Regions from separate parts of the Homo sapiens genome. Here region 1 is linked to region 2. The links are chromatin loops, found by intact Hi-C in ENCODE. Cell type or tissue: IMR-90. All regions are shown on one strand. Each heading gives the region's core, and the rest is flanking DNA. Links, peaks and the distances in the headings are about the cores only.

What was found. Hi-C counts contacts between places; a loop is a spot of excess contacts. Peaks named below come from ENCODE experiments on the same cell type or tissue, not always from the same donor. Only the 100,000 strongest peaks of a DNase experiment are listed, where the experiment ranks them.
Region 1: a loop joins it to region 2, with 2.4 times the contacts of the local background. A loop is called at or near these places in 5 of 110 quality-filtered maps.

What each region holds. Positions count from the first base shown.
Region 1 is chr20:50,698,727-50,714,902 of GRCh38, reverse strand. No RefSeq gene overlaps it. Among named protein-coding and RNA genes, the nearest start is that of RIPOR3, 15 kb to the right of the region's middle. RefSeq lists a cis regulatory region at 3,519-3,707 and enhancers at 10,196-10,695, 10,696-11,197. In IMR-90, for the core only: no CTCF peak of the experiment used is centred there; a DNase peak (open chromatin) is centred at 9,732.
Region 2 is chr20:50,638,708-50,654,883 of GRCh38, reverse strand. All of the region lies in intron 1 of RIPOR3 (RIPOR family member 3), which reads left to right. RIPOR3-AS1 (RIPOR3 antisense RNA 1) reads right to left here and starts at 9,413. Exons shown (of 3, transcript NR_111906.1): 1 at 9,391-9,413; 2 at 8,998-9,186. RefSeq lists enhancers at 9,805-10,386, 13,981-14,676. In IMR-90, for the core only: CTCF peaks have their summits at 8,297 and 8,871; DNase peaks (open chromatin) are centred at 8,003 and 9,073; H3K27ac peaks cover 3,366 bases.

The DNA.
Region 1 (16,176 bases), core at 5,477-13,476, 58 kb before region 2:
TATAATAAAAATAAATTACCAGAAAAATAAGATTTTAAAACCTCAAAGACATACAAAATACACACTTTAATTTTTTAGTTTAAGATTCGACAGAGGCTGGGCACGGTGGCTGATGCCTATAATCCCAGCACTTTGGGAGGCTGAGGCGGGTGGATCACTTGAGGTCAGGAGTTGGAGACCAGCCTGGCCAAGGTCTGGTGAAACCTCGTCTCTACTAAAGATACAAGAATTAGCCAGGCGTGGTGGCATGTGCCTGTAGTACCAGCTACTAGGGAGGCTGAGGCAAGAGAATTGCTTGAACCCAGGAGATGGAGGTTGCAGTGAGCTGAGGTCGGGACACTGCGCTCCAGCCTGAGCAACAGAGCGAGACTCTGTCTCAAAAACCAACCAACCAACCAACAAAAAAGAATCAACAGTAGCCGGGCGCGGTGGCTCACACCTATAATCCCAGTACTTTGGGAGGCCAAGGCGGGCTGATCACGCGGTCAGGAGATCGAGACCATCCTGGCTAACACGGTGAAACCCCGTCTTTACTAAAAATACAAAAAAAATTAGCCAGGCATGGTGGCGGGCACCTGTAGTCCCAGCTACTCAGGAGGCTGAGGCAGGAGAATGGTGTGAACCCGGGAGGCAGAGCTTGCAGTGAGCCGAGATCGCACCATTGCACTCCAGCCTGGGTGACTGAGCGAGACTCTATCTCAAAACAAAAAAACAAAAAAAAACAAACCTCTGTCCTTGAGATTGTATCTTCAAGTCCCTTGTCAAATCATCCTACAGCTACAGCTAGGTAGAGGGAGTGAAGCACAAGCTTTGAAGGCAGCCGCCTTGAGTTCCGATCTCAGCTCCGCTCTGGCTGTGATTGGGGCAGCTGCCTCAGTTTGCCCAGGTTGGACACAGTAACCTCACCAAGCAACTGCAAGGATAAAATGAGAACAATGTGTGTGAAAGGCTCCTGGGAGGTGTTTGTTTCCTTCTAGGTCCTTCTCGCCATGGAGTCGAGGACGGGGATTTGTGGTTGAGGTTTCCAACAGAGGGCACTGTCTGAGCTGCAAGTGGGGAATCAGAGACAGAGAAAGGAGCGTTAGTAAGAAACTCCAAAGGAGCTGGTGTATTCCTAGAATTTTGATTTAATTGAGGTCAGAGTCATTTTACTCATCACTGCTGCACAGTCTTTAGGGTGATATGGAAAGATAATGTTTCTGTGGGTTTGGAGGCTATTTAAGGACAAGAAGTGGCCATGTACCAAAATTCCATGGACACTCCCTACACTTTAATCCCTCTCTGAACTCTTTGTGTCCTAAGTATTATCATTTGTCTTCCACTGCTCTATCTCCCATGTAATCCATCTCTGATAACAGCACCACTATCTCTCCAGTCATCCAGGACTCTAACTTTATTTTGAACCCTCTTTCTCCGTCACTGTCCATATTCAAGTGGCTGCCTGATTCTAAACCTCTAACACAGGCAGGCGCAGTGGCTCATGCCTGTAATCCTGGCACTTTGAGAGGCTGAGGCAGGCGGATAGTTTGAGACCAGCCTGGGCAACATGGCGAAACCCTGTCTCTACAAAAAATACAAAAATTAACCAGCATGGTGGTGGATGCCTGCAGTCCCAGCTACTTGGGAGGCTGAGGCAGGAGGATCTCTTGAGCCCAGGGGGTGGAGGCTGCAATGAGCTATGATCATGCCACTGCACTCTAGCCTGGGCGATAGAGTGAGACCATGTCTCAAAACAACAAAACAAAGCAAAACAAAAAAACAACCTCTAACATGCTGGTCTTCCCCTGTTAGCATGTAACAGCATCCCCAGGTCAGACACTCATCACCTCCTGCCAGAACTAAAAGCCACATCCAGAGGAGTTACAGGAGGCCTCTGCTGAGGGCTACAGGGGCAGCAACCTGCCCTGCCCCCTCCCTTCCCCCTCCCTTAGCATAGTACTCAGTTCTTTCCAAGGTCTCCAGGCTCTGGCCCCAACCCCCCACCTTTGGTTTCCACAGCATTTCCCAAGAGGTGAAATGCTGTGCTTAGGGTCCCACAGTAAATGACAGAGGGCAGGTCTTTTGGACGTAAATCCAGTTCTCTTTCCGCTCTCCTCCACTCTCAGCACACCAAAGGAGGTCCAGAGATTGGTGACTAAATTGATCACGTTCAGATCCCCCATCTGTGGAGTGAAGTTTTGTTTTTTTTTTAGAGACCGGGTCTCACTAGTTGCCCTGGCTGGAGTGCAATGGCATGATCATGGCTTACTGCAACCTCAACTTCCCAGGCTTAAACGATCCTCCCACCTCAACTTGCAAGGTAGTTTGGACTATAGGCACATGCCACCATGCCTGGCTAATTTTTAAATTTTTTTTGTAGAGATACTATCTTGCTATGTTGCCCATGCTGGTCTTCAACTCTTGGATTCAAACGATCCTCCCACATCAGCCTCCCAAAGTGCTGGGATTACAAGCGTGAGCCATAGTGCCCAGCCAAGGAGTGAAGCTGTGATTGGCCCCCACTTCTGAATGCTGAGGACCTCCTTGTCCAAGCACCTCTTCTCTTCTTTGACTTCTTTTCCAGGTGATCTCATCCAGGTCATGGCTTTCAATACCACCTGTGTGCTGGTGGCCTTCACACTGATATTTCTGTCCCCAGCCTCTCCCCTGAACTCCATTCGTGCATATATAGTTGCCTACTCGGCCCTTCCATTATTTCTGTCTAGTAGGCATCTCACACTTAACATGGTCCACACTGAACTCCCCACCTCCCTCTTCATCAAGAAGCAGATCACAGCTCCATCTTTGCAGTTGTATCTTGCAGATGACTACCATTAGAATTATCCCCAGGCTGGGTGTGGTGGCTCACACCCCATAATCCCAACACTTTGGAAGGAGGATCACTTGAGCTCAAGAGTTCGAGACCAGCCTGGGTAGCATATGGAGGCCCTGTCTCAAAATCAATCAATCAATCAATCAGGCCTGGTGTGGCGGCTCATGCCTGTAATCCTAGCACTTTGGGAGGCCGAGGCAGGCAGATCACTTGAGGTCAGGAGTTTGAAACCGGCCTGGCCAACATGGTGAAACCCCGTCTCTACTGAAAATATAAAAAATTAGCCGGGCATGGTGGCAGGTGCCTGTAATCCCAGCTACCCAGGCAGGATAATCGCTTGAACCCGGGAGGCAGAGGTTGCAGTGAGCCGAGGTCATGCCATTGCACTCCAGCCTGGGCAATAAGAGCGAAACTCCGTCTCAAAAATAAATAAATAAATAAAATAAAATAAATAAAAATAAGTAAATAAATAAATCATAAAAATAATAAAGGAATTATCCCTGACTCCTTCACTTCTCTCAACCCTCAACATCCAGTCCTGTTGGCTTGACCTCCAAAATATACCGAGAATCCAACTATTTCTCACCACGTCCACATCTTCTACCCTGTTCCAAGCCACCACCATCTCACGCTTGGACTATTATAGTAGACTCTTCTCTGGTCTCTCCACATCTACCCTCCCCTCTCCAGTTGATTCTGCACAAGCCAGAAAGGATTCTGGTAAAACCTGTCTGATGGTGTCCCTCATCCGGTCAAAGCTTTTTGAAAGCTTCTTATCGCATTCAGAGTCAATGCTAAATTTACAATAGCCTTCCATCTCCTGTGATCTTTCCTCCTTTATGCAATCTAGCTCCCACACCCTTTCCCTCCTTCAGGTCCTTCGAAGTTGCCTCTGCCACTCCCTCAAGCCCCCAGCTCTCTGCTTCAGGACAGATTCTGGACATATTTACTTGCTTTGTCTGTCTTCCCCGCTAGAACCTAAGTTCCCCGAAGCCCTCTGTGAAAGACATACACTTAGTTTTTTTCCTGCTTTATTTCCAGTATCTAAAATAGTTTTGGTTGGGCTCAGTGGCTCACTCCTATAATCCCAGCACTTTGGGACCCCGAGGTGGGAGCATTGCTTGAGCCCAGGATTTCAAGACCAGCCTAAACAACTTAGAGGGACTCAGTCTCTGCAAAAAAATACAAAAATTAGCCACGCATGGTGGCATGCATCTGTAGTCCCAGCTACCCCGGAAGCTGAGGCAGGAGGATTGCTTAAGCCCAGGAGGTTGAGACAGCAGTGAGCCAAGGTTGTGTCACTGCTCTCCAGCCTGGGTGACACGACGAGCCCCTGTTTCAAAACAAAAACAAAATAGTTCTGGCATGTAGTCTGCACTTATGAGTGAATGGGGTGATCAGTCAAAATCTATATGGTTCTAAGAGGCCGAGACTACCTTGGCCCAGACCCAAGGCAGCACGACACAACTTTACCTTTATCTGGCAAAGAGGGAACCAACAAATGGCACTGGTGGTGTCAGCCACAAAAATAACACAGATTCCATGTTAAGGTTTGGTCAGGATGCAGAGTAGCCTGGGCGCCGTGGTTCATGGCTCTAATCCTAGCACTTTGGGAGGCTGAGACGAGAGGATCGCTTAAGCCCAGGAGGTCCAGGCTGCAGAAAGCCATATTCGAGCCACTTCATCCAGCCTGGGCAACAGAACAAGACCCTGTCTCAAAAAAACAAAAACAAAAACAAAACAACGACAACAAGAAACACAACAATCTCTCCTGGACATTTGGATTCACTGGGCCTGGGATGGGGCCCTTAAATCAGCCTTTTTATCTATTATTTTTTAAATTTATTTATTTATTTATTTATTTATCTATTTTTGAGACACAGTCTCACTCTGTCGCCCAGGCTGGAGGGCAGTGGCGAGTTCTTGGCTCACTGCAACCTCCACCTCCCGGGTTCAAGCAATTCCCTGCCTCAACCTCCCAAGAGTAGCTGGGATCACAGGGGAGTGCCACCACACCTGGCTAATTTTTTATTTTGGTATCTTTAGTAAAGACAGGGTTTCACCATGTTGGCCAGGCTGGTCTCGAACTCCTGACCTCAGGTGATCTGCCTGCCTCAGCCTCCCAAAGTGCTGGGATTACAGGTGTGAGCCGCCCACCCCCCGGCCTATTATTTATTTTTATTTTTTGAGACAAAGGTCTCACTCTATTGCCTACTAGAGTGCAGTGGTGCAAACATGGCTTACTGCAGCCCCTACCTCCTGGGCTCAAGCAATCCTGTCACCTCAGCCTCTTAAGTAGCTAGGACCACAAGTGTGTGCCACCACACCCAGCTAATTTTTAAATATTTTGTAGACACCAGGGAGGTCTCACCATGTTGCCCAGGCAGGTCTCGAACTCCTGAGCTCAAGTGATCCGCCTGTCTTGGCCTCCCAACGTGTTAGGATTGCAGGCATTAAGCCAACTGCACCCAGCCAGGACTTTTTCCATGGCTGTTAAAACCACAAGGTAAAGATTCAAATATTTTTTTAAAATGTATTATATAAAAAGGATTATATCTCAACAGCTGGAATGCAAACAGAATGAAACAAAAATTCAACGAATATGTATTTGTTTTTGATGGTTATTGCTCAGAGCAAAGTAAGGGAGGTTAAGCAGCAGAAAGAACCCACATCTCGTATTTAATATTAAGCAGCTGTCATCACCCCAATTGATATATTGTTCACAGATTATGGTTTCTCTGGCACCTAAAATATACATACTCTCCATCCCTACATATAAGTGTCAAGAGTCCTTAATCATCTCCTGTGTAGAGCAGATTACATTTCCCAAACAGTGAACACAATTTCTCCCTCAAGAAAACGTATTGAAAGATGAGAGAGATTGGAATGTGTAATACAAAACAGAGATGCAGAGAAGAGTGTTTTCTAGTTCAAGAGGAAGAATGACTTTATTAACTGTAAAAATAAGGTCTGCAAGCCACAAGTTGGCATGAACTCACCTGTGTACCTATTTTTCAAACAGACCTGAGATTAAAAACTGGCCAGCAGCCAGGTGCGGTGGCTCACGTTTGTAATCGCAGCACTTTGGGAGGCTAAGGCTGGAGGATCTCTTGATCCCAGGAGTTCGAGACCATCCTGGGCGACAGAGCCAGACTTCATCTCAAAAAAAAAAAAAAATTTTTTTTTGTGGAGATGGAATCTTGCTGTGTCACCCAGGTTGGAGTACAGTGGTGTGATCTCCAGCTGCCTCCTGGGTTCAAGCGATTCTCCTGCCTCAGCCTCCTGAGTAGCTGGGACTACAGGCGCATGCCACCATGCCTGGCTAATTTTTGTATTTTTGGTAGAGACAGGGTTTCACCAGGTTGTCCAGGCTGGTCTCAAATTCCTGACCTCAGGTGATCCACCTGTGTAGGCCTCCTAAAGTGTGGAGATTACAGCCATGAGCCACCGTGCCCAGCCCATCTTTACAAAAAAATTTTTTTAAACATTAGCTGGTGTTGTGGTGCATGCCTGTAATCCCTCTCCTCGTGAGGCTGAGGTGAGAAGATCACGTGAGCCTGGGGGGGTTGAGGCTGCAGTGAGTTATGATTACACCACTGTACTCCAGCATGGCCAAAAGAGCAAAACCGTGTCTCTTTTGTTTTTGAGACAGAGCCTTGCTCTGTTGCCCAGGTTAGAGTGCAGTGGTGCAATATCGGCTCACTGCAACCTCTGCCTCCTGGGTTCAAGCGATTCTCTTGTCTCAGCCTCCCGAGTAGCTGGTGTTACAGGCACCCACCATGACACCCGGGAAATTTTTGTATTTTTGTAGAGACAGGGTTTCGCCATGTTGGCCAGGCTGGTCTCGAACTCCTGACCTCAAGTGATCCACCCGCCTCGAGGAGAATAAATGGAAAGTGCTGGGATTACAGGCATGAGCCACTGCGCCCAGCCAACCCTGTCTCTTAAAATGGACAAATAAACAAAACTGGCCAGCCCCTTCATAGTTGTGTAACCTTAGGTATGTCACCTGGACTCCTTTGAATCTTGGCTCCTATTAAAAGATGCTACTGCCTCACAGAGAGGTTGTGAAAAATGGAAGGATATGCTTTTTGGTTAGTTTTGTTATCATAATTGTTGTTTCTCATCTTACCTGGCCAAACAATCCCAGCAGACCTGGGCATTTCCTAGCCCCCATACCTATGCTGGTGCAACTCATTCTTCCTAGGCTGCCCTTCGAATTTTTGTATGCCCTATGCTGACCTGCAAAGTTCTGCTTAAATGCCACCTCTTCCAAATGCCTTCCCGGATGCCAAAAGTCAGAAGTAATTTCTCCCAGCCGCAGCTCTTATCTTATCAACCCTGTATGTGATTGCACCTCTGTTACAGAAGTTAGTGCAAACTGCTCCCAACACGATGCTGCCAACATTCCTGTGAATGGCACCGCCTCCACCAGCTGCTCAAGCCCAAAGCCGGGCTTGTTCCAAATGCCTCACCCTTCATCACCATTTTTTTTTTTTTTTTTTGGTGGAGTCTCGCTCTGTCGCGCAGGCTGGAGTGCAATGGCGCGATCTCCGCTCACTGCAAGCTCCGCCTCCCGGGTTCACGCCATTCTCCTGCCCCAGCCTCCAGAGTAGCTGGGGCTACATGCGCCCGCCAACACGCCCGGCTAATTTTTTTGTATTTTTAGTAGAGACGGGGTTTCACCGTGTTAGCCAGAATGGTCTCGATCTCCTGACCTCATGATCTGCCCACCTCGGCCTCCCAAAGTGCTGGGATTACAGGCGTGAGCCACCTTGCCCGGCCCCCTTCGTCACCTTTTAAAGCTGTCTGTTTTTGCCCATCTCCAGTTCATCCTCCACAGTGATCCTTCTAAAACGCAAACCTGTATTGCCACTGTGATGCCTAAAGCCCTCAATGGCTCCAGATTAGCCTAGGTGTGCCCTCCTTATCTCTGCAGCTTCATCTTTGCTTTTTGACATATCATTCACGTGCCATAAAATTCACCCCTTTAAATTGTACAGTTCAGTGATTCCTCTTTTTTGTTTTCCTTTTTTTACAATTTTTTAAATTTACAGATGCACTTTTTGGTTTCGTATGTGTTTTTTTTTTTTTTTTTTTTTTTTTGAGACGGAGTCTCGCTCTGTCGCCCAGGCTGGAGTGCAGTGGTGCGATCTCCACTCACTGCAAGCTCTGCCTCCCAAGTTCACGCCATTTCCTATTTCCTGCCTCAGCTTCCCGAGTAGCTGGGACTACAGGTGACTGCCACCTTGCCCGGCTAATTTTTTTGTATTTTTAGTAGAGACGGGGTTTCACCGTGTTGGCCAGGATGGTCTTGATCTCCTGACCTCGTGATCCGCCTGCCTCGGCCTCCCAAAGTGCTGGGATTACAGGTGTGAGCTGTTTGTTCGTTTTAAGAGAGGATTTTGCTTTATTGCCCAGGCTGGGGTATAGTGGCTCGATAATGGCTCACTGCAGCCTCAACCTCCTAGACTCAAGTGATCCTCCCACCTCAGCCTCCCAAGTAGGTGGGACTACAGGTGCATGCCACCACACTCAGCTAATTTTTTAATTTTTTTGTAGAGATGGGGTCTTACTCTGTTGCCCAGGCTGGTTTCAAGGGATCCTCCCACCTCAGCCTCCCAAAGTGCTGGGATTAAAGGCATGAACCACCACGCCCAGCTTTGGATGTGGTTTTTAGATTCACAGAGTCCTACAACTATCATCACTATTTAATTCCAGAACATTTTCGTAACTTACAAAAGATGCCCCAGACCCACTGGCTATCATTCCCCACTATCCCCAGCCCTAGCCCCCGGCAGCCACCCCTCTACATTCTGTCTCTCTAGATTTGCCTATTCTGGACATTTCATATAATTGGAGTCTTACAAGAGGTGGACTTTTGTGTCTGGCTTCTGTTCTTACCAAAATGTTTTCAAGATTCATCCCCATTCATTGTAGCATGTATTAGTAGTTCATACTTTTTTTGTTGTTCGTTTGAGACACAGTCTCGTTCCCTCACCCAGGGTGGAGTGCAATGGCATGATCTCGGCTCACTTCAACCTCCGCCTCCCAGGTTCAAGTGATTCTTCTGCCTCAGCCTCCCAAGTAGCTGGAATTATAGGCACCTGCCATCATGCCTGGCTCATTTTTGTACTTTTGTAGAGACAGGGTTTCACCATGTTGGCCAGCCTGGTCTCAAACTCCTGACTTCAGGTGATCCACCCGCCTCAGCCTCCCAAAGTGCTGAGATTATACATGAGCCACCGTGCCCGGCCAGTAGTTCATACTTTGATGGCTGAATCACATCACATTGTACGGATGGACCATATTTTGTTTATTCGTTCCCTAGTTGATGAAGATTTTGGTTGTTTCCACTTTTTGGCTATTATGACTATGCTGCTATGAACATTTGTGTTCAAGCTTTTATGTGAACATATATTTTCATTTCTCTGGGGTATATACCTAGGAGTAGAATTGCTGGTTCAAACTGTATTCTATGGGCCGGGCGCAGTGGCTCACGCCTGTAATCCCAGCACTTTGGGAGACTGAGGCGGGTGGATCGCCTGAAGTCAGGAATTTGAGACCAGCCTGGCCAACATGGCAAAACCCCATCTCTACTAAAACAAAATACAAAAATTAGCTGGATGTGGTGGCAGATGCCTGTAATCCCCGCTACTCAGGAGGCTGAGGCAGGAGAATCACTTGAACCCGGGAGGCAGAGGTTGCAATGAGTGGAGACTGTCACTGCACTCCAGCCTGGGCGACAGCATGAGACTGTCTCAAAAAAAAAAAAAATTGTATTCTATGTTTAAACTTTTGAAAATCTGGAGACTATTTTTCATGGTGGCTGCATGGTTTTGCATCCCCACCAGCAGTGCATGAGGGCTCTGATTTCCCCACATCCTCCTCTGACATCATCTCCTGGCCCTCTGAGCTCTAACTCCATACCTCTTGTTAGTTCTTATGTCAGCCTGGTTCATCTTCTCACACAGCCAAAGGAGGTGCTTGAAGATGCCTGTGGTTTCAGCCCTACCAGACCTAGTGCCTCCTTGTCTACCCTGAAATGAAATTCATAAATAATATAACCTACATACTCAGATCATGAAAACATCTATGTGTAATTCTCAAACTATAAAATCGAGGAGATTAAATGGTAGGTCACTTATAATCAAATCAGATGTACTTTAATGCTGGAAGTTCTAATGAAGTATCCAGGTGCTTGAACTCACAGGTGGAAACACTTTGCAGGTGACAGCGACCATTGCAGAAAGATCCAGGTGTGGGGCATTGCGGCTGGGTGGAGTTGCTGCCAGGACTGTTACTCCAGAGCAGTGAACAGTGCTTGGTGAATTCCTGAACGAAGTTAAGCACAGGCCTCTCTCAATTTACATGGTCACTGCATTCCAGGAAAATTTAGTGTTTGTTAAAACTATGCAAAAAGTGCTCTGTATTTATATGTAAAATGGAGCCAGATTCTAGATTCCCCTAACCCCTCCTGGTAAGAACCACCTGTGCAGGTTCTTCCCCTCAGCCTCAAGCATTCTTCCCTCCTCTTGCAATGGGTCACTTCACCGGCTCTTTCAGCTCACACTTTTTTTTTTTTTTTTTTTTTTTTTTTTTTAGACAGAGTCTCGCTCTGTTGCCTAGGCTGGAGTGCAGTGGCTCAATCTCAGCTCAGTGCAACCTCCACCTCCCGAGTTCAAGTGATTCTCCTGCCTCAGCCTCCCAAGTAGCTTGGACCACAGGCATGCACCACCATGCCCGACTAATTTTTGTATTTTTAGTAGATATGGGGTTTCACCATGTTGGCCAGGCTGGTCTTGAACCCCTGGCCTCAGGTGAACTGCCTGCCTCGGCCTCCCAAAGCGCTGGGATTACAGGTGTGAGCCACCGTGCCCAGCCGGGCTTCCACCTTCCAGGAGGCTAGCCCAGCTTCTTTCCCATTTGTGGTCTTGAAGTTCCAATAAACAGGCCAGGCATGGTAGCTAATGCACTTTGGGAGGCTGAGGCAGGTGGATTGCTTGAGGCCAGGAGTTTGAGGCTGTAGTGAGCCATGGTCATGCCACTGCACTCCAGCCTGGGCAACAGAGCAATACCCCATCTGAAAAAAAAAAAAGAAAGAAAAAGAAAAGAAGAAATTCCAAAAAAAGTAAAAACAGAGGTGGAAGGTGCAAAGTGGAGGCCTGGTTCCAAAGTGGTGCACAGTCACTTCCACCTCATCTGTGTGTCAAAGCATGTCACAGTGCCAACCTGCTGCAGGTGGTTGGAGAGATAGGCTCACCTTTGATGAGAGAGGCAGCACTGGCACATGCACGGGTTCCAGGAGGCCTGTTTACTGGGACGCTGCTTGTAGTGATTCAGGCAGCAAGCTCCCTGGAATACGCTCTTCTGCCCCTTGTCCTGAAACCTGTGGCTCTTTCTTACAGATGGAGGATCCTCTGGGAGCCTGAGCCTCCCCTCTGGTCTTGGCATCTCTTTGTCTGGGCCTGAAGATGGAGGTGAAGAAGGTGAAGAAGATTAGGGTTTTGATGTTGTTGTTGTTTGTTTGTTTTTTTGAGCTGGAGTCTTGCTCTGTCACCCAGGCTGGAGTGCAGTGGCTCGATCCTGGCTCACTGCAACTTCTGTCTCCTGGGTTCAAGTGATTCTCCTGCCTCAGCATCTGAGTAGTTGGGACTGTAGTTGCATGTCACCATGCCCAGCTAATTTTTTGTATTTGTAGCAGAGATGGGGTTTCACCGTGTTGCCCAGGCTGGTGTTGAACTTCTGAGCTCAGGCGATCCGCCTGCCTCGGCCTCCCAAAGTGCTGGGATTACAGGTGTGTAATCCCACCGCGCCCGGCCCTTTTGGTTTTTTTTTGAGACAGAGTCTCTCTCTGTTGGCCAGGCTGGAGTGCAGTGATGCGATGACGGCTCACTGCAGCCTTGACCTTCTGGGCTCAAGCAACCCTCCTGCCTTAGCCTCTCAAATAGCTGGGACTACAGGCATGTGCCACCATGCCTGGCTAATTTTTAAATTTTTTGTAGAGATGGGGGTCTTGTTATGTTACCTGGGCTGGTCTCAAACTCCTGGCCTCAAGCAATCTCCTGCCTTGGCCTCCCCAAGTGCTAGGATTACAGGTGTGTGAGCCACTGCACTCAGGTGAATATGTTCTGTTCCAGATTTTGTTTTGGTCTTGTTTGGTTTCGTTTGGGAAGCATGATCTCATTTTGCTTTAGTGGTTATGATATTTTATTTTAAGCATGATATTTTATTTTCTTGCCACTTGCCTTATTTCTCTTCCAACTCAACTGCAATGAAAAGTCAAGGCAATGGAGCAATCCAGCTACTTATTCTGTAGATTTTGCTGCAAAAGCACCTAAGATTTGAGAGCATGGATTCTAGAGCAAGACCCTTTGAGTTAGAATCCTGGCTCTGTCACTTATAAGCTGTGGGACCTTGGGAAAGTGCCTCAGTTTCATCCTGATCATGGAGGAATCCCTGATCATGGGGATGCCATTGCTTGGGAGGGTGGTGAGGATGGAGTGAGGTAGTTGATGCAAGCCACTAAGAACAGTGGCTGGCCCCCCCGGGAAGCCCCCAAATGTTGGGTACCAGGACTATGCACAAAGTAGGCCCCTCCACAGGGCAGCAGGGAAAAGAGCCAGATCAGAGTGCTTGTGTAGAGGGCAGGCAGGCAGGCAGGGCACGGCCCCTGCCGCAGATGTTTCTCAGGGATGGAGGCGGCGGGTTGCGTGGGGGAATAAAGAGGATGGCTTAAATATTATAAAAAGCAGTTTGTCGGCTGGGCGCGGTGGCTCACGCCTGTAATCCCAGAACTTTGGGAGGTCAAGTTGGGCAGATCACTTGAGGTCAGGAGTTCCAGACCACCCTGACCAACATGGCAAAACGTCTCTACTAAAAATAAAAAAAAAAAAAAAAAAAAAAGCCGGGCGTGGTGGTATACACCTCTGTAATCCCAGCTACTCAGGAGGCTGAGACAGGAGAATTGCTTGAACCCAGGAGGCAGAGGTTGCAGTGAGCTGAGATTGTGCCACTGCACTCCAGCCTGGGTGACAGAGTGAGACTCCGTCTCCAAAAAAAAAAAGGCAGTTTGTAATCTCTTAGTGCATTCATGAAAGAACAAAGCCAGCATATATGGTGACTCCTGCCCATAACTGGGTCTCATTCTAGCCCTATTATGAGGTATTTGTGCTTTCAATATAAATTATAAATCTAAACAGATGCAGAGTTTGTTTTCCCCCCAAAGCAGATTCCAACCAGCATGAAACCAGCCAACACAAATAAATTGTGTGCTTAAGTCCATTGTTTCCAGCAACATGTAAACTGTTGGGTTACAGAAAGTCGCTTTGAAGGGGCGTCCCATTAGTGCTCCCAGCATGAGGGTTCAATTTAGGTGGTACATATTTGAACAGTGTGCTGGAAATTTGTGGCAAAGAAAGACACACATGGGATGGGGGCAGTGGGGCCAAGAGGCCCTTATCAAATCATACAGGATGCATTTAGGGGCTGTTGTCATAAAAGCACACAATAAATAAAGTGGCAGCCTTGAACTCAAGAAGAATTGTAGAATTCCTCAGCTGGCGGAATCATTTTGGGAATGCAAAGATCGCTTTCAATGTTGTGTTTGTAAGGAAATGACAGTCACCAAGTGGAGAATGTCAGGTCCTCTGAGGAACCCTGTGGGCACTCATGTGCAGAAACTATTTACTTAACTGGAATTGGTTTCTGAAAAAATTTGACTTTGCAGAGTCCCAAAGGGAGTGTGGCGAGTGTCTGGGATTTTCTTTCAGGTCAGGACTCGGCCTTTGCTAATCTCCAAAACTGATAAGGCCCCCAGATTTCAGGGCAGATTCATTCCTCGGCTGAACCAAGGTTTACGGTCCTTGTTGAGGCCAGAGGGAGAGCTTGTCATTCCAAAGGCCTCACCAGCTCCACAGAACCGACTTCTATCTGATAGATTAGTCACATGGGATCAAAGGGGCCTGAAATGAGGCTCAGGATGGGTGAAGATGAGAGTAGCGGAGACGCCTAGTAGTGATGGATTAGAATATTTATCTCCAGAAAGACTCCAGCAATCTGACCATTCTCATCAGGGCAGAAGGTAGATGGGGTTGATCATGGGGGAGAATTTTTGTGCCATTATCCTTAGGCAAATGATGGATTTTACCAAGTAGAATAGGTTTGGAGACTCTTCCTTCTGTTAAGCACCATCCCCTAATCCTCTCCCCAAACTCAGGCTCTGTCTCTGCTCTTCATCCAAAGGATGCTTGAGCATTGGGAAGTAATGAGTCCAAAAGGGCTCAGCCAAGAGTGATGTTGCCTGGTTCCAGTCTGGCTTTTCCATGTGAATTAGACAAATGACTTAAAATCACGCAGCGTTTATCAAGCTCCCCCTCCACTCTAGGCACAAGGATGCCGTGGTGCCCATGGCAGTCGTGACACAGAGTACTGTAGCCCTTGGTGGCAAGGTTTGCAGGCATTCATGTTCAGACCACTGGGATTGGTGATTCTCCTCTGACTAGGGCTGGCTTAAATGCTCCCTCTGTGGTCTTTCCTCTCAGGTGGAGGAGGATGAGAAAACAGGCAATACTGTGGGATGATGATGATGATGATGATAACAACAACATACATTTAATAGGAGCCAAGTATGTGTCAGGCAGTCTCAGTATTTTACATATAATGTTTCAGTGCTTGTCACATTTAACATGTATGTGAATCACTTAGAGATCCTGAGAAAATGCAGACGTCGGGCACAGCGGCTCATGCCTTTAATCCCAGCACTTTGGGAGGCTGAGGCGGGCAGATCACCTGAGGTCAGGAGTTTGAGACCAGCCTAACCAACATGGTGAAACTCTGTCTCTACTAAAAATACAAAAAAATTAGCCAGGCATGGTGGCATGTGCCTGTAATCCCAGCTACTCCTTGAGAGCTGAGACAGGAGAATTGCTTGAAGCTGGGAGGCAGAGGGTTGCAGTGAGCTGAGATCGCACCACTGCATTCTAGCCTGGGCAACAGAGTCAGACTCTGTCTCCAAAAAAAAAAAAAAAAATTGCAGAATCTGGTTCTGTAGTTCCGGGGTGGGGCCTGGGATGCTGCACCAGCAACCTCCCAGGGGATGCCCAATCTGCTGGTCTGTATACACATCGAGAAGCCAAGTATTATTTCACCTAATGCTCACAGCAGCGCAATGCGGCACTGTTGTCATCCCCATTTTACAGATGAGGAAATGGAGGCCCAGAGAGGCCAAGTTACTTGCCCAAAGTCATGCAGCTCAGAAGCGGAGAAGCCAGGATGGAACTCCAGGGTCCATGTGCTCACCCAGTTCTGCCCTGATGGGGCAGCCAGGATGCTTGGTAGAGGAGCACTGTGCCCAGAGTGGGGGCTTGGAGAAGGCTGTGGGAGATTGAGACTCCTTAGCTGGATTCCAGCGGGTTGAGTTAAGGTATTAACCAGGTGAAAGGCAAGGTGGGTGGGACCTACAGAGATCCAGGCTGGGGGAACCACAGGACACAGGAGAGAGGCTGGCACCTTAAAAGGACTGAGATTGTTCCAGTGGATTTGGGGTCAGAGACCAAAAGGCTCTGCAGGACCCTTAAGCTGCCGGGCATGGCCCTCCCTTGAGGGCCAGGTCAGAGTATCAATCTAGAAAGATCGGGGAAGCTTTCTGTTTTCTCATCCTTCAAGACCCTGTTGACATAATTTCCTGCGATACCCCCTTGGTCCTCAAAGGCAGAGGTCCATCCCCCTGCCTCTACTGCTCTGCCCCTGCACTGAGCACTTGGTTTTGTGGGTCCCTATTTTTTTTCTTTTTTTTTTGAGACAGGGTCTCACTCTGTTGTCCAGACTGGAGTGCAGTGGCGTGATCTCGGCTCACTGCAACCTTCGCCTCCTGGTTTCAAGCGATTCTCCTGCCCCAGCCTCCCAGTAGCTGGGATTACAGGCGCACACCACCACTGCCCGGCTAATTTTTATATTTTTTTAAGTAGAGACAGGGTTTCACCATGTTGGCCAGGCTGGTCTTGAACTCCTGACCTCAAATGATCCACCCGCCTCAGCCTCCCAAAGTGCTGGGATTACAGGTGTGAGACACTACACCTGGCCGTGGGTCCTTATTTATATGTCTGTCTCCCACTGGAGTATTTCTTCCTTTAAAAAATTTTTTTTGAGACGGGGTTTTGCCGTCACCCAGGCTACAGTGCATGGTTCCATCACAGCTCACTGCAGGCTCCACTCCTCAGGCTCAAGATTCTCTCACTTCAGCCTCCTGAGTAGCTGGGACCATAGGCACGTGCCACCATGCCTGGCTAATTTTTTTTTTTTTTTTTTTTTTTTGAGATGGAGTTTCCCTCATGTTGTCCAAACTGGAGTGCAGTGGCACGATC
Region 2 (16,176 bases), core at 3,455-11,454:
GTCCCAGCTACTCGGGGAGTTGAGGTGGGAGAATCACCTGAGTTTGGGAAGTTGAGGCTGCAGTGAGTGGTGATGGCACCACTGTACACCAGCCTAGGCAAAAGATTGAGATGCTGTCTCAAAAAACAAAAAGACAAAAAAACAAAAAAACCCCACCAAACACACACAAAAAGCAATGTTTAATTGAATCACCTCCTAAGTGTAAGATGTGGAACAAAGCTGATATAAGAGAGGACAAAGCCACTGGAGATACAGATTCATTCATTCGTTCATGGATGTTTGCTGAGTGCCTCCTATGTGTTAGGTCCTGTCCTCTTAGTGCTGGGGACTTAGCAGTGAACCACGCAGACAAAAACTCTGCCTCCTGGGAGCTTGCAGTGAGCCGAGATTGCGCCACTGCACTCCAGCCTGGGTGACAGAGCAAGCCTCCATCTCAAAAAAAAAAAAAAAAAAAAAAAAAACTCTGCCTCCTGGGAGAGTCATGAGGTCAGGAGTTCGAGACCAGCCTGGCCAACGGAGTGAAACCCCATCTCTACTAAAAATACAAAAATTAGTTGGGCATGATGGCAGGCACCTGTAGTGCCAACTACTTGGGAGGCTGAGGCAGGAGAATCACTTGAACCCGGGAGGTGGAGGTTGCAGTGAACCGATATTGCGCCACTGTACTCCAGCCTGGGAGACAAGAGAGAAATTTCATCTCAAAAAAAAAGGAAAGAAAAAGAAAAAACCCTGCTTCCTAGTACTTGCCCCCTAGCACTTCTAGTTGGGGTGACAAACACCAGACAAGGACAAGGTAATGTTTGGAATGTCAGATGGTATTAAATGCTAAAGAGAAAAATAAAGCAGGAAGAGGGAATTGGGAGACGGGGTCCCGGTGGTCACACTTACAGATAAGGGGCCAGGAAAGGTCTCATGAGAGGGTATATTGAAGTCACAACCTGCAGGAGATGAGGAGAGCGCATTAAATAACAGTGACCTCTGGATCATGCAAGCCCCTTTTCAATGATCTTTCAGCACTGATTATGCCAGTGAGAAATATCCGAGGCGGATGGATTGTTTGACTCCAGGAGTTTGAGACCAGCCTGGGCAACATGGCAAAACCCTGTCTCTACAAAAAAATTCAAAAAGTAGCCAAGTGGGTGGTGCATGCCTGTAGTCCCACCTACTTGGGAGGCTGAGGTGGGAGAATTGCTCAAACCCGGGAGGCAGAGGTTTCAGTGAGCCAAGATGGCACCACTGCACTCTAGCATGGACAACAGAGGGAGACCCTGTCTCGAAAAAAAAAAAAATTAGCCAAGTGTGGTGGCATACGCCTGTAATCTCAGGAGGCTGAGGCAGGAAAATCGCTTGAACCCAGGAGGCAGAGGTTGCAGTGAGCCAAGATTGTGCCACTGCACTCCAGCCTGGGTAATAGAGGGAGGCTGTCTCAAAAAAAAAAAAAAGTATACAATTTAGTGTTTTTTTCTTTTTTTTGGCATATTCACAAAGCTGTGCAACCATCACCACTATCTAAATCCAGAGCAGTTTTACCCCAGAAAGAAACCCCATACCTATTAGTAATGACTCCCATTCTCCCCTCCCTCAACTTCTGGCAATGACTGATCCACTTTCTGTCTCTCTGGATTTGCCTGCTCTGGACTTGCTTGTCCGTGGAGCCATACCTTCTGTGGCCTGCTGGTTCTGGCTTCTTTCACTTAGCATACCGTTTTCAAGGTTCATCTGTCTCACAGCATGCATCAGGGCTTGGTCCCTTTTATATGGCCCTATAGTGTCCCTTTGTATGGCTGTCCCACATTTTGTTTACCCACTCATCAGCTGATAAATATTTGAGCTGTTTTTACTTCTTGGCTACTATGAGTAATGCTGCTCTGAATGTCTGTGTATGGGTTTTGCGTGGACATATGTTAACATTCCTCTTGGATGTATACTTAGGAGTGGAACTGCTGGGTCGTATTTACATTTAACCATTTGCTTAATTTCATACTTAACCATTTGAGGAACTGCCAAGCTGTTTTCCAAAGCAGCTGCGCCCTCTTACATGTCACCAGTAGCGTACCAGGGTTTCAGTTGCCCCACATCCTCTCCAGCGCTTGCTGTGGTCTGTCTTTTGGATGACGACCGCCCTCGTGTATGTGCAGTGGTATCTCCCCAGGGATTTGAGCTGCATGCTCAGCCGTCAGGACTTCGGTCAAGGCTGTGCTTATGGGTATAGAGAGGGCTTGGTGATTTCTTTTTTCTTTTCTTTTCTTTCTTTCTTTTCTTTTCTTTTCTTTTTTTTTTTTTTTTTTTTTTTGAGACAGAATCTCTCTCTGTCGCCCAGGCTGGAGTGCCGTGTTGCAATCTCGGCTCACTGCAACCTCCACCTCCCAGGCTCAAGCGATTCTATTGTCTCAGCCTCCCAAGTAGCTGGGATTACAGGCGCCCGCCACCACGCCTGGCTAATTTGTGTATTTTCAGTAGAGATGGGGTTTCACCATGTTGGCCAGGCTGGTCTTGAATTCCTGACCTCAAGTGATTCACCTGCCCCAGCCTCCCAAAGTGCTGGGATTATAGGCATGAACCACCATGCCCAGCCTCGGTGATTTCTTGAGTGACAGTCGGTGGGGCCTCAGGGTTTGGAGCCTGGGAGGACTTGGGGGTGGGATAGGCCTGGGGAGAGTACATGCCAGGGACAGAACTGGGAGACTGGACCCACCCTTTTCCTGGGCCCAGGGCCACCTCCTCCCTTACAGGTGTAAGGCCTTGGCCTCAGGCTTCATGTAGATCAAGAGAAAGAGGTTCCACAGCAGAACCCTAAATGCAAATGCTTCCTCAGGGAAGCCAGTGCAAAGGAAGTCTTGAGGAGGGAGCTCCACTCAGGCCTGTGCCAGACTCCGAGGGGGAGTTCAAAGACCTAAGGTCTTGTCTTTGCCCCGCCATGTCCACAATAACATAACACATGTACCATCTACTTTCCCTGAAGTTGTGGTTTTCTGTTCAGGTTCCTGATTCCCTAATTGGCCTGTAGCTCCCAGAGCAGCAGATCTGGGCTCCTCCCCCTCTTCTCTGGTGTGTAGGCAGTGCATTGAAGAACACAGGTGCATTGGTGTTAGTTCTCAGCTCGTTTCTAATGTTTAACATATACAGTGTTTCTTGAGCTATTACTATGTGTCCTTACGATGCATACCCTGCTCTGATGATTTCCATGCATTTTATTTCCACTGCTATTTCACAGATGAGGAAACCGAGGATATAAGAGGTGAGGAAGGGAGTGTGGACAACGTTCCACAGCCAGTGGATGGAATTGCCAAGATTCGAACACCGTTCCATCTGACTCCAGAGCCCTTGTCTCTAACCACCAGACTATAGTGGGAGGGTAGATTGAGTAGGGGCCTTCCATTCTCAGGCTTCCTTGACAGAGTATGTATTGGTTTTCTATTGCTGTGTAACAAATGATCCCAGACCCAGCAGCTTAAAACAATATCCATGTATGAGCTCACAGCTGTGTTGGTCCAGAGTCTGGCATGGCTGAGTTCTCTGCTCATCGCAAGGCTGAAATGCAAGATGTTGGTCCGGCTGAGTTCTTGTCTGGAGGATCTGGGGACAAATCCACTTCCAAGGTCATTCAGTTCCGTGTGGCCATAGGACTGAGGTCCCCATTTCCTTCCTAGCTGTCACTGGGGGGCTGCTTTCAGCTTCTAGAGGCCTCCTGTATTGGCCACCTTCACCTCCAAAGCCTGCAATGGAAAATCTCTCTCACGCTGAATCCCTCTCATACTTTGAATCTCCTTGGCCAGTAAGAGCCAACAGGAGGCTGAGGCAGGAGAACTGCTTGAACCCGGGAGGCAGAGGTTGCAGTGAGCTGAGATCATGCCACTGCACTCCAGTCTAGGTGACAGAGCGAGACTCGGTCTCAAAAAAAAAACAAAAAACAAAAAGCCAGTCCTGTTTGAGGGCTCTCTGATTAGGTCAGGCCCACCCAGGCTAATCTCCCTTTTGTCATATAAGGTAACCATGGCAGTCAGATCATAATATTCACAGGTTCTGCCCACAATCAAAGGGGTGGAACCTGTGAGTATTACGGGTTAGAGAAGTCGAGCGTCTTTGGGATCATCTTAATATTCCACTCACTGAGACTGGGGAAGGTCTTGGGTGCTGATAATAACAATAGCAATAGTGATATTGGTACTTCTTTTCCTTTGCTTAGAACTTTGTGGATTACAGACTGATTATACATCTGTAATCCTGCAGGAGACTGTGATGGACTGAATGTTTGGGTCACTCTAAAATTCATATGTTGAGGTTGGATGTGGTGTCTCACATCTGTAATCCCAACACTTTGGGAGGCCAACGTGGGCAAATCACTTAAGCTCAGGAGTTTGAGACCAATCTGAGCAACACGGTGAAATCTCGTCTCTACTAAAAGTACAAAAAGTTAGCCAGGTGTGGTGGTGCACACCTGTGGTCCCAGCTACTCAGGAGGCTGAGGTGGGAGGATTGTTTGAGCCCGGGAGGTGGAGGTTGCAGTGAGCAGAGATTGCGCCACTGCACTACAGCCTGGCAACACTGTGTGAGATGCCATCTCAAAAAAAAATTCCTATGTTGAACCCAAACCCCCGTGCTGTGATTAGGAGGTGGGGCCTTTGGGAGGTGAATAGATCTCGAGGGTGGAGGCCTGGTGAATGGGATTAATGGGATTAGTGCTCTTATAACTTCCAGAGTGTTCTCTTGCCTCTTCCCTCCACGTGGGGATGAAATGAGAGGACCATAGTCTGCAACCTGGAAGAGGGCCCTCACCAGAACCTTACCATGCAGTCACCCTGATCTCCAACTCCTCGCTTCCAGAACCATGAGAAATAACCCCCAGCCCCACTCCCCGACCCACCAGCTTATGGTTCTCTGTTACACACAGACTGCAGGCTATAAAGTATGTGCCTGTATCCCCATTTCACCCATGAGGGGAGTACAGCTCAGACAGGAGACTGCCTAGTTAGCCCGGCTGGGGCTGGAGCCCAGATCTTTTGACCCCAGGCCAGGGCTTTTGGCGCCCAGATCATCCCCTGCCCCCATTGGAAGCCTCAAACCTCATTACCGTCCTTGGAAGGGGGCAAAGTATCTGCTTCCAGCCAGCCTAGCCCTCAGGGAGCGCTTCCCTGTAAACTCACCCCATTGGGTCATCCAAATGGCTTTTACAGGAATTGCCACTGGGCTGAGCGAACCTCACCTCATTAAGCAGGAAAAGCAATAAAGCCTGAGGGCTGCAGAATCAGAATAGTTCCTGGGCAGGAAGGGCCCAGTCCCTGTGGGTGGGGGTGGGGGACAGGCAGGCTGGGCCAGGCCTGGCTGCATGGCCAAGACCAGGGGTCCATGCTCTCCAGAGGGAAAGTGTCAGGACTGTCACCATTGTCCCACCTCTGAGTGTGCCAGGCATCCTTCCCAGGGGCCTACATCTTTTCTTTTTTTTGAGATGGCTTGCTCTGTAGCCAGGTTGGAGTGCAATGGCATGATCTCAGCCCACTACAAACTCTGCCTCCTGGGTTTGAGCGATTCTCCTGCCTCAGCCTCCCGAGTAGCTGGGATTACAGGTACCCACCACCACCCCTGGCTAATGTTTGTATTTTTAGTAGAGACGGGGTTTCGCCATGTTGGCCAGGCTGGTCTCCAACTCCTAACCTCAGGTGATCTGTCCATCTTGGCCTCCCAAAGTGTTGGGATTACAGGTGTGAGCCATTGTGCCCTGCCTCTAATTCAATACCGTCATATCCTTATAAGAAGAGGAAGAGCTGTGAAGACAGAGACACTGGGAAGCACCATGGGACAACAGAAGCAGAGATTGGCGTCATGCAGCTACAAGACCAGAAATGCCAAGGATTGGTAGCCATCACCAGAAGCTAGGAAGAGGCAAGGAAGGATTCTTTCCTAGATCCTTTAGAGCAAGGGTTCCCAACCCCTGGGCCATGGACTTGTACTTGTCCATGGTCTGTTAGGAACTGGGCCACATAGCAGGAGGTTAGCAGCAGGCAGGTAAGCGAAGCTTCATCTGTATTTAGAACCACTCCCCATTGCTTGTGTTACCTCCTGTCTGATCAGTGGAGGCGTTCAATTCTCACAGGAGCACGAACCCTATTGTGAACTACGCATGCGAGGGATCTCGGCTGCATGCTCCTTATGAGAATCTAATGCCTGATGATCTGTCACTGTCTCCATCACCCCCAGATGGGACCATCTAGTTGCAGGAAAACAAGCTCAGGGCTCCCACTGATTCCACATTATGGAATGTGAGTTGTATAATTATTTCATTATATATTACAATGTAGTAGTAGAAATAAAGTGCACAATGAATGTAATGCACTTGAATCACCCCAAAACCACCCACCCAACCCCCACCCTGGTCAGTGGAAAAATTGTCTTCCACAAAACTTGTCCCTGGTGCCAAAAAGGTTGGGGACCGCTGCTTTAGAGGGAGCATGGCCCTGCCGACACCTTGATTTGGACTTCTAACCTCCAGAACTGCAAGACAATAAGTTTCCCTTGTTTGAAGCCACCCAGTTTGTAGTATTTTTTTTTTTTTTTACAGCAGCCCCAGGAAACCATAGAGTACCCTGGATTTTTTTCTTTCTTTTTTTTAGAGATGGAGTGTTGCTATTGTCACCCAGGCTGGAGTGCAGTGGCATGATCTCAGCTCACTGCAACCTCTGCCTCCCAGGTTCAGGCAATTCTCCTGCCTCAGTCTCCCGAGTAGCTGGGATTACAGGTGCCCACCAACACACCCAGCTAATTTTTATATTTTTAGTAGAGATGGGGTTTCTCCATGTTGGTGAGGCTGGTCTAAAACTCCTGACCTCAGGTGATCCACCCGTCTTGGCCTCCCAAAATGCTAGGATTGTAGGCATGAGCCACCGCGCCTGGCCACTACCCTGGATTTTAACCTTAGCAGCACAAAGTGGTAGGATAAGCTATAAATTATATTTTGTGTTTTCCTTTTAATGAAGAGAAAAAGAGCAAGTCCTCGCAACTGAAAGTAACTGTAAGATAATTTCAGTGGCTTCCAATGTATAGATGAGGAACTGGAGGCTCAAAGAGGATAAGTGACTTGTCCAAGGTCACATAGTGAGAATGAGGTGGCCGGGTGCGGTGGCTCATGCCTGTAATCCCAGCACTTTGGGAGGCCGAGGCGGGTGGATCACGAGGTCAGGAGATCGAGACCATCCTGGCTAACACGGTGAAACCCTGTCTCTACTAAAAATACAAAAAATTAGCCGGGCATGGTAGCGGGCGCCTGTAGTCCCAGCTACTTGGGAGGCTGAGGCAGGAGAATGGCGTGAACCCGGGAGGCGGAGCTTGCAGTGAGCCGAGATTGCGCCACTGCACTCCAGCCTGGGTGACAGAGCAAGACTCCATCTCAAAAAAAAAAAAAAAAAAAAAAGAGAATGAGGCAAAGGCTAGACTTGAACTTCTGTTGACTCCAAGGCCTCTGCTCACCTCTGTGTCAGTCTGTGGGTGTGTATCTCACAGGTTATTGGCATGTCTGCAAAGAGTCCCAAAATCCTGGTCCCCAGACGTCACTTTTCTTTTTTTTCTTTTGAGATGGAGTTTCGCTCTTGTCGCCTAGGCTGGAGTACAGTGATGCGATCCTGGCTCACTACAACCTCCGCCTCCCGGGTTCAAGTGATTCTCCTGCCTCAGCCTCCCAAGTAGCTGGGATTACAGGCGTCCGCCACCACGCCTGGCTAATTTTTGTATTTTTAATAGAGACAGGGTTTTGCCATGTTGGCCAAGCTGGTCTTGAACTCCTGACCTCAAGTGATCCGTCCGCCTCGGCCTCCGAAAGTGCGGATTACAGGTGTGAGCCACCACGCCCGGCCCCCTTTTCTTTTTCACATGAGCTCAAAACTTAGTACTGTCCTTTTTCTTATGGGAACTACCTATGCTAGCCACATTTCCTGTAATATGAGCCCCTATGAAGCAAGCCTTCTTTCCCTGGTGATCTTTATTACAAAATTGGAGATGCATTCCCAACGAAATCATCTCCCAGTAGACCCAAGCAAGAATGTTTGGCAAATAAGAAATTAATTAATAAACAGCTTGTAGTACACAAACTTTAGTGTCTGCCTGGAATATTTTGCAACACTTTTGGAAACTCTAGAATTACAATCCCAGCACAAGCTGTTTATTTCAGGCTGTTAGGCCACATACATATCTCATATGCTTGAGAATCTAGTGACTCCACTCTGAGCATCAGGAATGGAGCCCCTGTTCCTTTTGTGTGGGCATTTATAGTGGCTGGTAGAGCAGGGTTGCAATACCTGGGGAGACCAGGAGGGGGTCTGCTTCCAACAGGAAATGGATTTAAGGCTAAAGGTTCTTGAAATTCAAGGCTTTGGGTTCTAGAAAATAAGTCTGTTCCTTTGGGAGGAAATCCACTTTCCTCATGATGTAGGTTAACCATCTGACTTAAAGTTGCTCAGTCCTGGGCCACGCACAGTGGCTCCCACCTGTAATCCCAGCACTTTGGGAGGCCCAGGAGGGTGAATCGCTTGAGCTCAGGAGTTTGAGACCAGACTGGGCAACATCACAGCAAAACCCTTTCTCTAACCAAAGATACAAAAATTCCCCTGGCATGGTGGTACACACCTATGGTCCCGGCTACTCAGGAGGCTGAGGCAGGAGGATCACTGGAGCCTAGGACATTGAGGTTGCAGTGAGCTGTGACCGCACCACTGCACTCCAGCCTGGGCGACATAGTGAGAACCTGTCTATAAATAAATAAATAAATACATAAATACATGAAGTTGCTCAGTCCTGGGAATGGAACAAAGAAGATGTGAAAAAAAATCTGACTTTTCTGCCTCCCTGCATAGATCCTGCCCCAGGGAGGCGCTTTAGCTGGGGTCAGAGTGCCTGGAACAGTCTCCCTCTCCAATAGGCACCAGGATGAAAAAGAAACTGCATATTTCACTGTCAAAAGAAAAACCAGAACAGCAGGCCGGCTTGATGTGTCTCTTGTAAATTGTTTACCTCTGGAGGACCAGATGGCTCATCTCTTGTTGAACCCTTGACCACTTCCCGTGCTGTTAACAGCCTCCACTAGCAAACAGACCCGGCTCCACCGGCTCACGTGGCTGTGCGGGAGTCCCAAGGCCGGCTGGCCTGTGGGGAGTTGTGGGCATTCCAGAGGGTTGACTCAGCAGTCCTGGGCTCCGGATGCTTGAGGAAATGCAAGACAGGAAGGATCTAGGTTAGGCAAATGGTCAGGTGTGGCAGGGATGGACAGCAGCTGGAGGGAGCGGGGATGGGCTTGAACTGCGCATGCCCACAGGGTTCCCAGTGCCCTTAGGCTATGGCCCTAGCGCCTCACCCTTCTAACGTAGGGTCCTTCTAACGTAGTCCCCATTCACCTCACTCGCTCACCTCTTACCACTCAGATGCCTTTGAATGTCAGCCTCTCCCCCGGCCCCACCTCGCCCTGGCTACGTGTTGGGTGGAGTGGGAGAGGCCGCATCTCCCTGCTGCCTTACAGACCTGGGAGAATCCGCAGACACAGGATGGATTGCGAACAGGCTCTGTCCTATGACATGAGCTGGCTGTGATTTATTTTTGAGGGATAGGAACGGGACACAACGGTGCTCCTGCCTTCCTGGGCAGGGGTAGCGAGCTTTTGGCCGTCCCTGCCTGGGCTCCATCCTTAGACACCACAGAACAAGGCCTCTCTGGAGCTGGCTGCTGGGATTTTTTTGTAAACTACTGTATAATAAGAAATGGGGGCCAGGCGCAGTGGCTCATGCCTGTAATCCCAGCACTTTGGAAGGCTGAGGCAGGCGGATTGCCTGAGGTCAGGAGTTTGAGACCAGGCTGGTCAACATGATGAAACCCTGTCTCTACTAAAAATACAAAAAAATTAGCTGGGCTTGGTGGCGTGTGCTTGTAATCTCAGCTACTCGGGAGGCTGAGGCCGGGGAACTGCTTGAACCACGGAGGTGGAGGTTGCAATGAGCCAAGATTGCGCCCCTGCACTCCAGTCTGGGTGACAAGAGCGAAACTCCGTCTCAAAAAAAAAAAATAAAAAATAAAAAATAAATAAAAGGGCTGGGTGCAGTGGCTCACACCTGGAATCCCAACACTTCGGGAGGTTGAGGTTGAGGATCGCTTGAGCCCAGGAGTTTGAGAATAGTCTGGGCAACATGGTGAAACTCCGTCTCTACAAAAAAAAAAAAAAAAAAAAAAAAAAGCAAACAAAAAAAAACAAAACAGAAATTAGCCGGTCATGGTGGCACATGCCTGTAGTCCCAGCTACTCAGGAGACTGAGGTGGGAGGATTGCTTGAGCCCGGGAGGCAGAGGTAGCAGTGAGCCAAGATTGCACCACTGCACTCCAGCCTGGTGATAGGGCCAGATCTTGCCTCAAAGAAAAAAAAGAAAAGAAAAGAAATATGTACCAATCCAGGTTATAAAAAGTATTTCATGTTTATATTAAACAAATTAATGCATTTAACATGTATACATGTGCTCCTTGAGAAACTAAAGTGGTAATTTGTTTCTGTGCACAAGAAAAGACTAGAATTAACATATCTATTTTAGCAGTTATAAAATACTGTTTTTAGTGTCAAAAATGTGCCTTAAGAATTTTCGGTTGGGGTCAGGTGCAGTGGCTTATGCCTGTAATCCCGGCGCTTTGGGAGGCTGAGCTGGGAGGATTACATGAGGCCAGGAGTTCCAAACCAGCCTGGGCAATATAGTGACAAACTAAGGGACATTTTTATTTTTTATTTATTTTTAAATTTTTTTAGAGATGTGGTCTCATTCTGTTGCCCAGGCTGGAGTGCAGTGGCACAATCCTGGCTCACTGCAGCCTTGAACTCCTGGGCTCAAGAAATCCTCCTGCCTTAGCCTCCCAGCTGGGTGCGGTGGCTCACGCCTGTAATCCCAGCACCTTGGGAGGCTGAGGTGGGCGGATCACGAGGTCAGGAGATCGAGACCATCCTGGCTAACACGGTGAAACCCCATCTCTACTAAAAATACAAAAAATTAGCCGGGCACAGTGGCGGGCGCCTGTAGTCCCAGCTACTTGGGAGGCTGAGGCAGGAGAATGGCAGAATGGCGTGAACCCGGGAGGCGGAGCTTGCAGTGAGCCGAGATTGCACCACTGCACTCCAGCCTGGGCGACAGAGTGAGGCTCCATCTCAAAAAAAAAAAAAAAAAGAAAGAAAGAAAGAAATCCTCCTGCCTTAGCTGGGACTACAAGTACATACCACCATGCTCAGCTAATTTTTCAACATTTATTTTTAATTAAAACAATTTATTTATGAGTGACCATGACCCAAGACATAGCCTCAGGGGGTCCTGAGAACATGTGCCCAACTTTTTTTTTCACTTCTTGTAGAGATGGGTCTCTCTGTGTTGCCCAGGCTGGTCTCAAACTCCTGGCTTTAAGCGGTCTTCCCACCTCGGCCTCCCAAAGTGGTGGGATTTGGCCAGACATGGTGGCTCACAGCTGTAATCCCCACACTTTGGGAGGCCAAGGCGGGAGGATCACTTGAGGTCAGGAGTTTGAGACCAGCCTGGCCAAGATGGTGAAACCCCAACTCTACTAAAAAAAAAAAAAAAACACACACAAAAATTAGCCTGGCCTAGTGGTGCACACTTGTAGTCCTAGCTACTTGGGAGGCTGAGGCGGGAGAATCACTGGAGCCTGGAGGCAAAGGTTGCAGTGAGCCAAGATCCAGCCACTGCACTTCCGCCTGGGCGACAGAGCGAGACTCCATCTCAAAAAAAAAAAAAAAAGTGCTGAGATTACAGGCTTGAGCCACTGCATCCAGCCCTGATGGACATTTTTCTATTCTTTTTGGGTTTTTTTTTTGAGATGGAGTTTCGGTCTTGTTGCCCAGTCTGGAGTGCAATGGTGCAATCTCGGCTCACCGCAACCTCTGCCTCCCGGGTTCAAGCAATTCTCCTGCCTCAGCCTCCTGAGTAGCTGGGATTACAGGCATGTGCCACTACGCCCGGCTAATTTTGTATTTTTAGTAGAGACAGGGTTTCTCCATGTTGGTCAGGCTGGTCTCGAACTCCTGACCTCAGGTGATCTGCCCGCTTTGACCTCCCAAAGTGCTGGGGTTACAGGCGTGAGCCACAGCACCTGGCCTCTGATGGATTTTTTTTTTTTAAATCACTGTGGTAATCATGTGGGGCAGAGGGTGAGAGGGAGGCAGAGATTGGTCCTGGCGAGCAGGGGTGGAGGCAGGAAGGAGGGGACAAATTCACGGTATTTCTGAGGAGCAGTGGAATCTCTTGACTAAGGCCTCATGGGGGGAGGGGGGAGATGGAGACATACCCTGGGGGACTTTGCAGCCTGGCTGGGAAGACAAGCTTCTCCCCCAGGGAATTAAACACCAGTGGTTAACAGATTAGCAACTTAATCTTAGAGACCAGAAAGCAGTTTCCAAATTGTAAAACACAGAAGGAAAACCTGTGACGGATTTGGCCACATAAGTATTTGAAGCTTGTATCTCTCTCCCTGTTTCTCTCTCTCTCACACACACACACACACACACACACACACACACCCACAGAGAACAATTTAAGATTAAAAGGTGAGGGGCTGGGAGAAAACTGAGAAAGGATGGTCATCTAGGATTTATCAGCCGCTCCCAGCAATCAAGAAGAAGAAGGCAGATAACTGGACAAAGGAATAGGCACTGAAAATTCCCAGAAGAGGAGATTGGGAAGCCGGTAAACCTAAGGAAATGTGCTTAATCTCATTAGGAATCAGGAAAATGCAAAGTAAACAAAGCCCCACCCCTAAGAGTAGTAGCCAAATGTAAAGGAGGGAAGTGGGAGCAGGAGGAGCCTCTCCCCCTGGGATGGGGAGGAGCCGGCCAGGTTCTGCGGAAGCAGAAGGGGGTGGGTGTACTACTGCCATGGCGCAAACACACATCCAAGGGCTCTGCAGGGGGCCCCACCCTTACCCCCCAGACCATTTCTAGGAGTAGGGGCTGAACAGGACCCAGTGGAGGCTACCGCCCTGCATTGGGAGGGTTAAGTAAGAGGCTGAAGGTCAAGTGAGAGGTCCTGCCGGGCACTTCCAGCGGCTCTGTCTCAGCCAGGCCAGTGGCCATGCGGAACTGGGAGCAAGGAGAGTGGGAGATAAAACCCTCAGTTTCAGTGGTTTAGCGTGGGAAACGCTAAAGTGATCTGTGTAACACAGCTCCTGGGTGGGGAAGAGATGGGGAAGGAGCCTGTGGCCTGGAGGTGGCTGGGGACAGATTCCCAGGATGGCTGGAAGGGGTCAAGGGCAGGGCCGTGCTATGACTTCCCTGGGCACCGAGCATCTTGGCCTGCAGTGGCCCTTCCAATAAGAAATAGGACCAGGTGTGGGGCTCACACCTGTAGTCCCAGCTACTCATGAGGCTGAGGTGGGAGGACTGCTTCAGTCCAGGAGTTGGAGGCTGCAGTGAGCTATGATCACACCACTGCACCCTGGCCTGGGCCACATAGAGAGACCCTGTCTCTAAAGAAATTTTAAAAAAATTAGCCGGGTGCAGTGGCACATACCTGTAGTCCCAGCTACTCAGGAGGCGGAGATGGGAGGATCGCTTGAACCCAGGAGGTCAAGGCTGCAGTGAGCTGTGATCCCACCACTGCACTCCAGCCTGGGTGATAGAGTGAGCCCTGTCTCTCTCTCAGAAAAAAAAAGAAGTGAGCCGGACGTGGTGGCTCACGCCTGTAATCCCAGCACTTTGGGAGGCCGAGGCAGGCGGATTACCTGAGGTCAGGAGTTTGAGACCAGCCTGACCAACATGGAGAAAATCTGTCTCTACTAAAAATACAAAAAATTACCCAGGCGTGGTGGTGCATGCCTGTAATCCCAGCTACTCAGGAGGCTGAGGCAGGAGAATTGCTTGAACCCAGGAGGCAGATGTTGCGGTGAGCCGAGATTGCGCCATTGCACTCCAGCCTGGGCAAAAAGAGCAAAGCTCCGTCTCAAAAAAAAAAAAAAAAAAGAAGTGCATATTACAACTTGCTATAACAATGAATACATTACTCTTATATAATAACACATTTTCTTTGACCTAAAGAACATTTTTTTGCCTTCTGATCCTAGAAGTAATTCACATGTGTTCGTGGGCGCATGCGTGGGCCTGTGCGTCTAATGGAGAGGTCACTGCAGAAAGGAAGCTCAGGGTTCTCCCAGGCAGCGGCAGGGTGTGGAAGTCTTTCTTTGCCTTTTTGACCGTTTTGTAGAGGGAAGCTGCTCTGCTGTCCAGCCCTGCGGAGGGGGGCAGGGTCTGTGTCCCCGAGATGACAGAGGGTTGGGGGCAGTTCATTCCAGTGACCAGTGGTTGGCCGAAGAGTGCTTTGGAGTTCAGCCCACCTGGGTTTGAATTTACATCCTCCCCGCATGGAGCTAAGCCTGACCAGTGCGTGTGTTCACCAAGCTCAGGCGTCTTTTGTTTGTGTGTTTTTGGATGGAAAGGGGAAGCAGCCCTTCACCCGGTCTCTCCTCCCTTGCAGCCGTGCCACAGGGCCAGGGTTGCAATGAAGGCAGGTCTCAGGCAGGTCTCGGCTCTGCTCTGGCAAACGGGCCCCAGAGGTCTGAGGAATCCAGCCAGCTCCTCCAAGCTCATGTCCTTGGTCTCAGACCTACAGGCTTTGTGCACATCCTAGGCTGGTGACAGCATGTGTGTGTGTCACGGCTGGAGTGGCAGAGGCCCTGTGGGAGCCGCAGACCCAGGGCCGCTCCGTAGGTGTCAGGCTGTGTGGTCTGCCAGAGTCCCACACCTGTTCGTGTGAGGGGAAGGTGCCCGAGCAATACTGTAGCCAACCAAATACCATAGTGTCTTCAATACTACTCATTTCGCCCATGGAAAATTATGCCTAAGCCACCATACGGGTTAATGAACCCTCCAGCCCAGGTCCGAAGAGATGCCTTTAGCACAGGGACGTGTGGCAGTGTCTGGAGATGTGCCAGGCTGTCACAGGCTGTGCTCCTGGTGTGGGGACACTGCTGAACACACAGGACAGCCTCCACAGCAAAGCATTACATGCTGAGGTCCAGGGACCCTCCCATAACCAATTCCAGAGTGAGGGCTTCTGATTGGAGAGCCCCACTCTGCGTGTCCCTTAGTCACTCCTGGGACCTAGGTCAGGCGTACACACACCTGCACCACACTGCCTATACACAAGCACTTTACCTGTATTGTATTTATTTATTTTTGGCTCATGGTGTTGCCCAAGCTGGCCTCAAACTTCCTGGGCTCAAGTGCTCCTCCTGCCTCAGCCTCCCAGGTAGCTGGGACTACAGGTGAGTGCCACTGCACCTGGATTTTTATGCAGGCGTTTTGGTGAGTCATTGGAGGTACAATGCTACCAACTTGCCACTTCAGGTGGCTCCATCTCGAGCCTCAGCCTCCTGGTCTGTACAATGGTAACAGTGCCCTGCCCCCGGGGAGCTGTGGGGGTGAGTGAGAGGCTGTGTGTCCAGCCCAGTGTCCGGGGTTTAGAAAGAGGGGTTCTGCTCAGCGGGGGCAGAGCTCAGGCTTGAGGCCAGACTTCCTGGGTACCAGGAATTCAATGAGTGAATTCTTTGAGCAATGCCTGGCACTGCACAAGTCCTGTAGCCGTGTTGGGTACCACTGGCATTATTGCTGTTTTCAGGTTTTTTTTTTTTGAGTTGGAGTCTCGCTCTGTCACCCAGGCTAGAGTGCAGTGGCATAATCTTGGCTCACTGCAACCTCTGCCACCTGGGTTCAAGCAATTCTCCTGCCTCAGCTTCCCGAGTAGCTGGGATTACAGGCATGCACCACGACACCTGGCTAATTTCTGTGTTTTTAGTAGAGATGGGGTTTCACCATGTTGACCAGGCTGGTTTCAAACTCCTGACCTCAAGTTATCCACCCACCTTGGCCTCCCAAAGTGCTGGGATTATAGGCATGAGCCACTGCGCCCGGCCTGTTTCTAGTTTTTGACAGTTGAACAAAGGTGCTTGGCCTGGAATAGCCACCACCAGGTCACCTCACTCCCTCAGTGTCAGGGGTCTCTCTCCAGGCTCCAAATGCTCTCATCTCATCTCAGTCCCTCCTGCCTGTCCTCATCCTTATCACTGCTCCTACAGCTGGAGACCAGGGTGAGGCACGTTTGAGATGGGATTCCCAAGTCAGCCTGTGCTTCTTGGAGGCCCAGCTTCCCCCGCTCCCTCCCGCTA